3 separate regions of the Homo sapiens genome follow, and regions 1 and 3 are each linked to region 2. The links are chromatin contacts, found by Hi-C or POLR2A ChIA-PET in ENCODE. All regions are on one chromosome and are shown on one strand. Each heading gives the region's core, a stretch centred on a gene start or an enhancer-like site at or near the end of the contact. The rest is flanking DNA. Distances are from core to core; before and after follow the strand shown. Region 1 overlaps LINC02532 (long intergenic non-protein coding RNA 2532). Region 2 holds the start of CD24 (CD24 molecule). Region 3 has its middle 36 kb from the start of LINC02532.

Evidence for each region. Hi-C counts contacts between places; a loop is a spot of excess contacts on that map. ChIA-PET counts read pairs that join two places held with the same protein, here RNA polymerase II (POLR2A). Pooled maps may share reads with other maps.
Region 1: a loop to region 2 is called in a map of PC-9, with 13 times the contacts of the local background. The contact joins the enhancer-like site here to the promoter of CD24 in region 2. A Hi-C loop is called at or near these places in 6 of 168 maps with a recorded cell type or tissue (Calu3, K562, PC-3 and 3 more) and 6 of 50 pooled maps. POLR2A ChIA-PET finds 5 or more read pairs at or near these places in 6 of 52 experiments (A549, H1, HEK293T and 2 more).
Region 3: a loop to region 2 is called in a map of K562, with 3 times the contacts of the local background. The contact joins the enhancer-like site here to the promoter of CD24 in region 2. A Hi-C loop is called at or near these places in 2 of 168 maps with a recorded cell type or tissue (K562 and right lobe of liver). POLR2A ChIA-PET finds 5 or more read pairs at or near these places in 3 of 52 experiments (H1, PC-9 and WTC11).

The regions. Positions count from the first base shown.
Region 1 is chr6:106,744,977-106,747,791 of GRCh38, reverse strand. All of the region lies in intron 1 of LINC02532 (long intergenic non-protein coding RNA 2532), which reads left to right. Among named protein-coding and RNA genes, the nearest start is that of MIR587, 38 kb to the left of the region's middle. Within about 2 kb of position 1,296, at least 5 of the 41 ENCODE cell types and tissues checked have a DNase peak (open chromatin) inside an H3K27ac peak, as active enhancers do; they include PC-3, PC-9 and mammary epithelial cell, where a contact is called at or near this core.
Region 2 is chr6:106,973,260-106,976,068 of GRCh38, reverse strand. It overlaps CD24 (CD24 molecule), which reads left to right and starts at 1,340. Exons shown (of 2, transcript NM_001359084.1): 1 at 1,340-1,491. The coding sequence starts at 1,423. RefSeq lists silencers at 579-798, 839-988.
Region 3 is chr6:106,822,554-106,825,478 of GRCh38, reverse strand. No RefSeq gene overlaps it. Among named protein-coding and RNA genes, the nearest start is that of LINC02532, 36 kb to the right of the region's middle. Within about 2 kb of position 1,423, at least 4 of the 41 ENCODE cell types and tissues checked have a DNase peak (open chromatin) inside an H3K27ac peak, as active enhancers do.

The DNA of each region.
Region 1 (2,815 bases), core at 47-2,546, 230 kb after region 2:
TAAACGGAAAGATCCTAAAGAAGCTGTATTAGTGCCCTCAAGAGAAACAGAAGCAATAGGATATATAGATCTATATATTGGATCCTATATCTAGGAATAGGATATATAGATGTATATATCCTATATATAGATCTGTCCTATTGATCTATAGATCTATATAGATATATATCTTATATCAATATATAGGATATATAGAGAGGTACACACATAGGCCTGATGTATATACATAGGTCTGATGTCTGAGGCCAGAAGATAGATGCCCCAGCTCAAGAAGGGAGCACATTCACCCTTACTCTGCCTTTTGACGCTACTTGGGTTCTCCATGGATTAGATGGTGCTCACCCACATTGGTGAGGGCAGGTGTTCTTTATGCAGCTACCCTCATGACACACCCAGAAATAATGTTTTACCAGCTGTCTGGGCAAGCCCTTGGCCCAGTCAAATTGACACATAAAGGTAGCCATCATAGAAACTCATTTCAATGTTGTTTTGTTTTATTACAGGAAGACTGAAGAAACCTAATCCTAGGTGCTGCCACTGGGACAAACAAGAAGCACCAGACACAGTGCTGTTTTAGGGTGGGGCAGAATTATGCTGAGGGAAAAGTTATTATCACTCTTTAAGGCCAAGGAAACCACAATTTTTAAAGAAGCTTCTAGAAATTCTACCCAGTAGAAAATAAAGATAAACTTCTGTAAGGAATTTCATTCTTTTCAGAATTCGCAATCTGAAATGTAGAAGCCCATTCCTTCATGGTTCTCATAGATATTTAGTGTGACTGAGGGGTCAGTGGACTCATAGCACTCAGGCCAGGCTTCTCCTGAGTCCCTTTCTTTGGCACAGAGGGAGTGATTCACAGATCCTCTACCCCCAAAGGCATTGTTTCCTCATCTCAACAAGAATCCAGCACCCGTCATTTTATCAGCACACGTCACTAGCTTCTCAAGTGAGACTACTCTGAAGTGATCTGTGTTTGAAGAATGCCTTTCCCTTTCCCTTACGTAACTAAGAGGATGAAAAAGGACACTCACTCCCTATATGAAAGCTGTGTATTGTAAGCAGTCATCTTGCCTGGCTGAGAACTCTAGGATCTTTTTCTCTGCTCTCCTTTAGGCTGACACTCATAGCCAGACCTTCTGTTTATTAGCCCCCTGAATCTATTTGAAAATATTTTTGCTTTCATTATAATATAAGTCACATTCTTCTTGCATCTGCCGCTGCATTTTCCAAAAGGGTTATGTCAAGGGAAATTCAACACTCACTTTTCTCATTATTTGCTTACCAGCTTGCTCACTCATCAAAATACCAGAGTTATTTGATACTTCAGAAGATTATTTCCCCCTTTAGATGATGTGTCAAGGGAAGGGGAGCTGGCCCCAGTATCAGGTGACAGAATTTTCTTCGCATTTCTACTGTTGACTCAATAAATGCCCTTGGGCAAGTCATGGAGCCTCTTCATACTTTGGTCTCTAGGGATAAAATCTGCCAACCGCAGCATGTGTATTTGAACCTCAGTGTCCTCTGGAATAAAAATAGGAGGGGACCAGGTGTCCATGTGACCCCAAGCTGATGGGAAGAGGATGACCATAGGACTTCAAAATGTCCTTGAGCTGTAAATTCTGTAATAGGGTCAGGCCCACCAGTGGCCTTCAGGCATTTGTCCAGTGGTGTATGGATAAGTTCTAGCACTTGAGTTTTTTCAGCACAAAGGAGGCACTATGTCAACCTCCCACCCATGGGTATTCTGTTTGCTCTGTGTCCCCGCTTCTCTGCATTTCCCTGCCATATTACTCACCACTGGTCGTAATTACTTGCTTGATCACTTGTCTCCTGGTCTGTAAGCTGTTTGAGGGAGGGGAGCACATCTGCCCTATGCAACACTGTACCCTCAGTGTGGTACACAGGAGCACATGCCTGACATATGGAAGTTATGTGAGAAACATTTGTGAAGTGGACAAATTAATAATGCTGCCTGGACTCTATAGAAATCCCTTTTCTGCATCATTAAGGTTCCCAAGCCTGGCCAAGAAGTAGTGGGATCTGATTAGCCTCATCTCCTCATAACCCTACTTCCTATAATATTATAATGAAAGCAGATCTCAGCCCAAATGCTGGCACACATACATATTTATCAGTAAGAAGATCCAAAATCGTTCATGCAGCTGGTTCTGTAAGCTTGGCAAATTTCCAGCCCTCTGAACTTTTCAGTGCTTTGTCCACACTCTACATGAAAGGGCCTCTTAAGAGTGACAGGGCAGTATTCTAAAGACCAGATTTTAATTGCACCAGGTAACTGAATTGTCTGAATTCACAGCTGAACACAGGACAAGGTCAGAATCATATTTCTTATGCCATTTAGAAAGGTGACAAGTGAAGGGCTGGCCAAAATCTTACACCCAGCTTACGTAAGAGTAGAGACTGTCCCTAATGCTTTCCCCAGTCCACTTGTCTCGAACACCATTAGGTTCAATAGTAAAAGCCCATTTCTCACTTGCTTCATGTTAATTGACTGATCACTAATTTTACCAATAAGAAGCCATTTTTATTATTTATCATTATGATTTTTATCATTTTGTTAATTAGCCAAGCTTCTGCTGTTGACTCCAGATAAAGAGAGTTAAAGCACTTGGGGTGACCACCTAAGTAGATTTTTTCATGGTGAACAAATGGAAGCAACAGAAACAGCTCAGACTTTTGAAAAGTGATGAAAAAGGCCCATGATGCCCTGCTCCTTGAAAATGAAGAAGAGGATGACTTAGCCCTGCAGGGCTCTTTTCTTTGCATGTTCTTACCAACCCTCAGGGGAGATTCAGTC
Region 2 (2,809 bases), core at 91-2,590:
AAAATTTAAACTCAAAATACTCCACCAGTAAAATTACTTCAACTTTTGTTGTATGCTTGAAAGTTTTCACAATAAGATGGATAGGAAAAAAGTATTCCACCAAAATCTAAAGAGTGATGACGAATCTCCTCTTTGTGCCGGTTCATTAAATTGCCTAATGGCAACTACGGATAAGTAAATGCCTTTATCTCGAACGGTTCTGCTCTTTAAACGAATGACGGGCAACAGAGACCGAAAAAGTGTATCCCCAGGAATTCGAGAGGGACGGTGAATTGTAGTGGGACCGCCAGGAGGGGAGGTTCCTGCCCCCGAGTAGAACCTGGGAGCAGAGCCGCTCGGGGAGGGCGGTGGGGGCTTCAGGGCCGCGGAGGGGGTCCCCTCAGGGTGGGCCGTCTCCTCCTCGCCCGCCGCAGGCAGGAGCGCGGGGGACCGAAACCCTGTAGTTTGCAGCGTCAGGCAGCGGGTCTGCGCCCAGCGAGCGGCTCCCCAGCTCCTGGGAAGATGCGGACCCGGGACGCCCCCGTGAGCTCACTGCGCCTGGCTGACACGAGGCGCTCACAGAACAAAGCAAGGGCTTCGGGGAGGGCGCGGCCGCGGGGCCGAGCGCGCAGATCGCTCCGGACCCGGACACCGCCTGCGAGGAGCGCCGACCAGCCGGGAAGGGTTCGCGCTAGGCGGCGCCCGGGTCCCGTCGGCCAGGGTGAGCGTCCGGCCCGCGTCCGCGCCACGCCCGCCGCGTTCCCCTTTCCTCTGCGGCGGGCCGAGAGATAACCCTGCCCGAGGGGTCCCGGCGCCCGCCCCCCACGCGGTCGCACTGGAATTCGCAGCCCCTCTCGGGTCCCCGGGGCGCATTTTGCAGTCTGAGTGGCAATGCACTTGCTCCAGGACAGGCGGCTACCCCGCCGCAGCGGAGGCGCGGACTTTTCTTTTGGGGGGTAAGATGGCAGGTCCCGGGAAACAAAGGAAACTTGGGCCCGGCCCCCAGCGCGGCGTGTGTGGCTCGCGTGTGTGCCCCGGGTCCTGTGCCGGAGGCGCTGGGCGCCTGTGCCAGCCTGCCCGCAGCCCGCAGCCGGCGCGGGGATACCAGCCGGGTACCAGCAGCCGGCGGCGCCCGCCCACCTGCAGCGGCGCCCGCCCGGGGGGCTCCCGGCCCGCGAGGGCCGGAGCGGCGGTGGCAGTGGCGGCGGCGGCGGGGGCGCTGGGGAACCCGGAGCGGGGCGGGGAAGGCGGGGAGGCGGCGGGCGGCGGCGGAGGGGAGCCGGGGTGGGCGGGCGGCGCCACGTCACGGCTATTGTGGCTTTCCTGGTATATAAGGTCTCGCCGGCTCGCCGCGCTCCCCACCTTGCCTGCGCCCGCCCGGAGCCAGCGGTTCTCCAAGCACCCAGCATCCTGCTAGACGCGCCGCGCACCGACGGAGGGGACATGGGCAGAGCAATGGTGGCCAGGCTCGGGCTGGGGCTGCTGCTGCTGGCACTGCTCCTACCCACGCAGGTGAGGCCCTGGCGCCCGGCGGGGCTCGAGGGCCGTTCCCGGGGTGGGGGCAGGGGAGATGGACCCGGTCCCGGGGGACCGTCCTGCGCTCCTGCCTCGGGCCACGGACAGGGACCGGGAGAGAATCTTGCTTAGCTGACCAGGGGAGAGGGCCATGTGGACCCCATTTTTCCATTCCCTTGCGTGCTGCCCCCCCTCCTCCCACGGCCCTGGGAACAATGCAGCTCCGCGTGCGGGCTGAGAGGACCCTGCCCCACCCCAGGTTCCACGCTGTCCCTTCCCAGGCAGCCAGGTGACTACTTCCCACTTTCACCCAGAGGCCCGAGGTGCCTGCAGGGATTAGCGCCTGGAGAGCTCGGGCTCCCTGGGGACGTTGTCCCTGGGTCCCTGAGGACTCGCTTTCCCCTAGGAATGTCTTCGCGCTCCCCGCGCTCTACACAAAGAGAGGCGACGGTCCCTTTCGGGGAGGGCGGCTCACGCCCATCCTCCACCCTCGGAGTTGGATTGGGTATCCCGGAGAAGCTACGGCTATCTGGCCCTTTTTAAACAAACCCCGGTTCCGGGCTGAAGCCGAGGCGGGGACCCTCTCCTGACGCTGCGCTCTCTGCGAGGCAACCTTTCACGTCCATCGCTTGTCATCTTAGGATCCCCATGTTATTTTAGCCCAGATTGGCTAGTTCTGGGGAGGCAGCATGGTGGGACGATTCTGTCCCGAGTCCCCGCCAGGCTTTGTTCGGGTCGCCGCTACCAGCGCGGTCTCCCTAGATCCTCCATCCGGGGAACCTCGCCCCGGGTGCGGGTACCCGGGGCCGCGCAGCGCTGCCTCGAGGGTGTATGGATGCACCGCGCCGGCGAGAGAGACCGGGGGCTGGGCCTGGGAGACCCTAGCGGGGGCGGGGGCGAAGAAGGTACGTTTGTTTGGGTCAGTTCGGGTTTGGAGGATGGGAGTGACGGCTCTCCAGCGCCTTCGATTGGGGTTAATCGAGGACTGTCACTGGGGCTTCTCCCCCAAAGTTGGGCGCGCTGCGTCCTCCGTCCCCAGACATCGAAAGTCCGGGCTCACCTGGGAGTGCAGCCTGAGTGTGGAACGCGCTTCCCCACCGCTGGCGGGGTAACCGTACCCTATTGTCTTCCTCCCAGTCCGCTGCGCTCCCGAGCCTTCCTCAATTCTTTGATGGGGGAGGGGCGCGGCTGCGAGAAACCGGCCCCCTCCACTCCCCGCCCCATCTTCTCTCCGACCAGATTTTTTTCCTCCAACATTGTAAGTGAGAAGTTTTAATAATGCGAATAAATCTAGCTTGGGAGAGAAAATTTTGTT
Region 3 (2,925 bases), core at 174-2,673, 150 kb after region 2:
GGATTGAGGCTCATCCCAAGGCCCTGCCCTCCAAATTCACAACTGCCAGAGAACCAGGAGCTTGTGAGGAGCCTGGGATTGACTCACCATGTGGCTTATGTATAAATGGCAAGGCACCTCCTTACCCCTCCTCCTGCCTTCACGTGGTGTTTCACTTGGCTGCTGGTGGATGAGTTGACTAGGCCGCCATTCTCTCCCCCACTCAGAAAGCAGTTCCCTGAGTGTAACCCAGCCTCCCTTCTCCAGGCTTGTGCTTTCTTGGCATGGAGCATTCAGAAGGTGAAGGAAATGGAACACTGATTACAATAGGTGGCTTTTTGCAGGGAGCAGAGGAACCATGTGGCCTCTACTAGGTTCATTGCTCCTCCAGGAGGCTGGGGGCCAAGGGCTAAGGACCTCATCAGAGCAGCCTCTTGGTCCCAGGACCCATTTTGGCTATTAAAAATTATTGCTGACCCCAGAGAGCTTCAGTTTATGTAGGTTCTATTGGTTGAGTTTTACCATATTAGAAATTGAAGCTGAGAAAATTTGAAAACACAAACACATTCCATCATTTGTCAGAGCACCGATGACATCAGAGCAGCATGGAGCCTCTGGAAAACTCCACTGGATACTAGTGAGAGACTAAGAGTTAAAAGAACAGGCCAGGTGTGGTGGCTCATGCCTGTAATCCCAGCACTTTGGGAGGCTGAGGCGGGCGGATCCTGAGGTCAGGAGTTCGAGACCAGTTTGACCAACATGGTGAAACCCCATCTCTACTAAAAATACAAAAATTAGCCAGGCATGGTGGCACGCACCTGTAATCCCAGCTACTGAGGAGGCTGAGGCAGGAGAATCACTTGAACCTGGGAGGCGGAGGTTGCAGTGAGCCGAGATCGCACCACTGCACTCTAGCCTGGGCGACAGAGCAAGACTCTGTCTCAAAAAAAAAAAAAAAAAAATTACAAATGACATCGTAGTATTCTTATGAAAGTAGTTTTGACCTTGCAATCTTCCTCCAGGGGTCCTTGGACCACACTTTCCGAAACTTTTAGAAACCCTGTTACAGATAATGAAATAGACAGTTGGCCACACTTTCAGAAACTTTTAGAAACCCTGTTACAGATAATGAAATAGACAGTTGATAGATTGTGACAAAACCAAGCACACAGACCTGGGCTCTTGACACCAAACCTGGGCCCTTTCTTTTAAAGCAGTCTGTGTCCCAGTGAAATGCTATCGCCTGGTGTCTCCTCTCCCCCTCCAGCCCCACCCCTCACTTCGCCAGCCTACCTACCTGGGCTGCCGTGCTTGTGTTTGACTGTAAATAGCCATTCAATCTTGGAATGTGTTTCACCCAGGCGCCTCATTTCCTGGCTTTGGAGGCAGGTATGTGATCACCTGGCTGAGCAGCGCTGACGGGATTTGTGGGAGCTGGCTTTAGAGCAGAGGCCACTTGGAAACGGGACTTTGGGCCTGAGACTCTTGAGAGGTTCTGCTTGGCAGCCTGGACAAGAAGTAGAGTTTAAGAAAAGCATCCTGCAGGGTTCACAGAAGGGCTCGGCCCCTGCCTATCACAAAGGCATGTAGTGGGTAGGGGCAGCGGGAGCCCAGCTAGGCTCCCTCAGCCTCTTGCTCTTACCTACCTTCAGCATCGCAGTTTCCACTGCAAGTTGGCAGCATTATAACTGGGGGAGAGGAAGCATCTCTAAAGTTCTGGACTACTGCTGAACTGACCCCCAGAACTACTCTTCCCCTACATAATGAGGGGGAAGTGCGTGGTGGCTCACACTTGGAAACCTAGCACTTTGGGAGACCAGGTGGGCAGATCTTTTGAGCCCAGGAGTTCGGGACCAGCCTGGACAACAGAAGGAGGCTCCATCTCTACAAACAATTTTTAAAAATTAGCTGAGAGTGGCGATGCATGTCTGTGGTCCCAGCTACTCAGGAGGCTAAGACAGGAGGATCACCTGAGCCTGAGAGGTCAAGGCTGCAGTGAGCTGTGATGGTGCCACTGCACTCCAGCCTGGGCAACAGAGTGAGACCCAGTCTCAAAAAAAAAAAAAAAAGTCTGGACTAAACTAAGTTTGGAGAAATGAGGCCCTAGTGAGGTGGGCTAGAAAGAAGCCTACCTTTGAATTTTACTCTGGGTACTTTGCACACGTTGGCTGACTTAAACCTCACAACACTGTGAGGTGGCTACTATCTCCGTTTTACAGCTGGGGTAATCGGGGCTCAGAGAGGTTAGCTCATCTGCCCATGGTCACACAGCTGCTAAGTTATGGAGCCACACTGTACTCCATCCGACTCAATGCCCACGAGCCCTCACCTAGAAGGCTCCTCCTGACTTTTGACTCCTTACCCCAACCAGTTTTGGAAGGAATCCTCCAGAGTTACCTAATCTCTTTGGAGATCTGACAGGTTAAAAAAAAATGTGATGGGTCAGGAGATGGGATTCATGGCTTTCTTTGAATTCTTGGTGAAGTTTTATTTGTAGGTAATTTTATACAATTTTTTTTTTTTTGAGATGGCGTCTCACTCTGTCACCCAGGCTGGAGTGGAGTGGCGTGATCTCTGCTCACTGCAACCTCGGCCTCCCGGGTTCAAGCAATTCTCCTGCCTCAGTCTCCTGAGTAGCTGGAACTACAGGCGCATGCCGCCACGCCTGGCTAATTTTTTGTATTTTAGTAGAGATGAGGTTTCACCATGTTGCCCAGGCTGGTCACGAACTCCTGAGCTCAGGCAATCCGCTCACCTCAGCCTCCCAAACTGTTGGGATTATAGGCGTGAGCCACTGTGCCCAGGCAATTTTATACAAAATTAATCTGACCCAGACTCATCACTCCCACCAGCACCTCTGGAGAACTAAGGAATTTAGTTCCTTACTAGATGTGGATACATTCAGGTCAGGGGCATGACTAAAAATGTTAAATTGACTGATCCTCA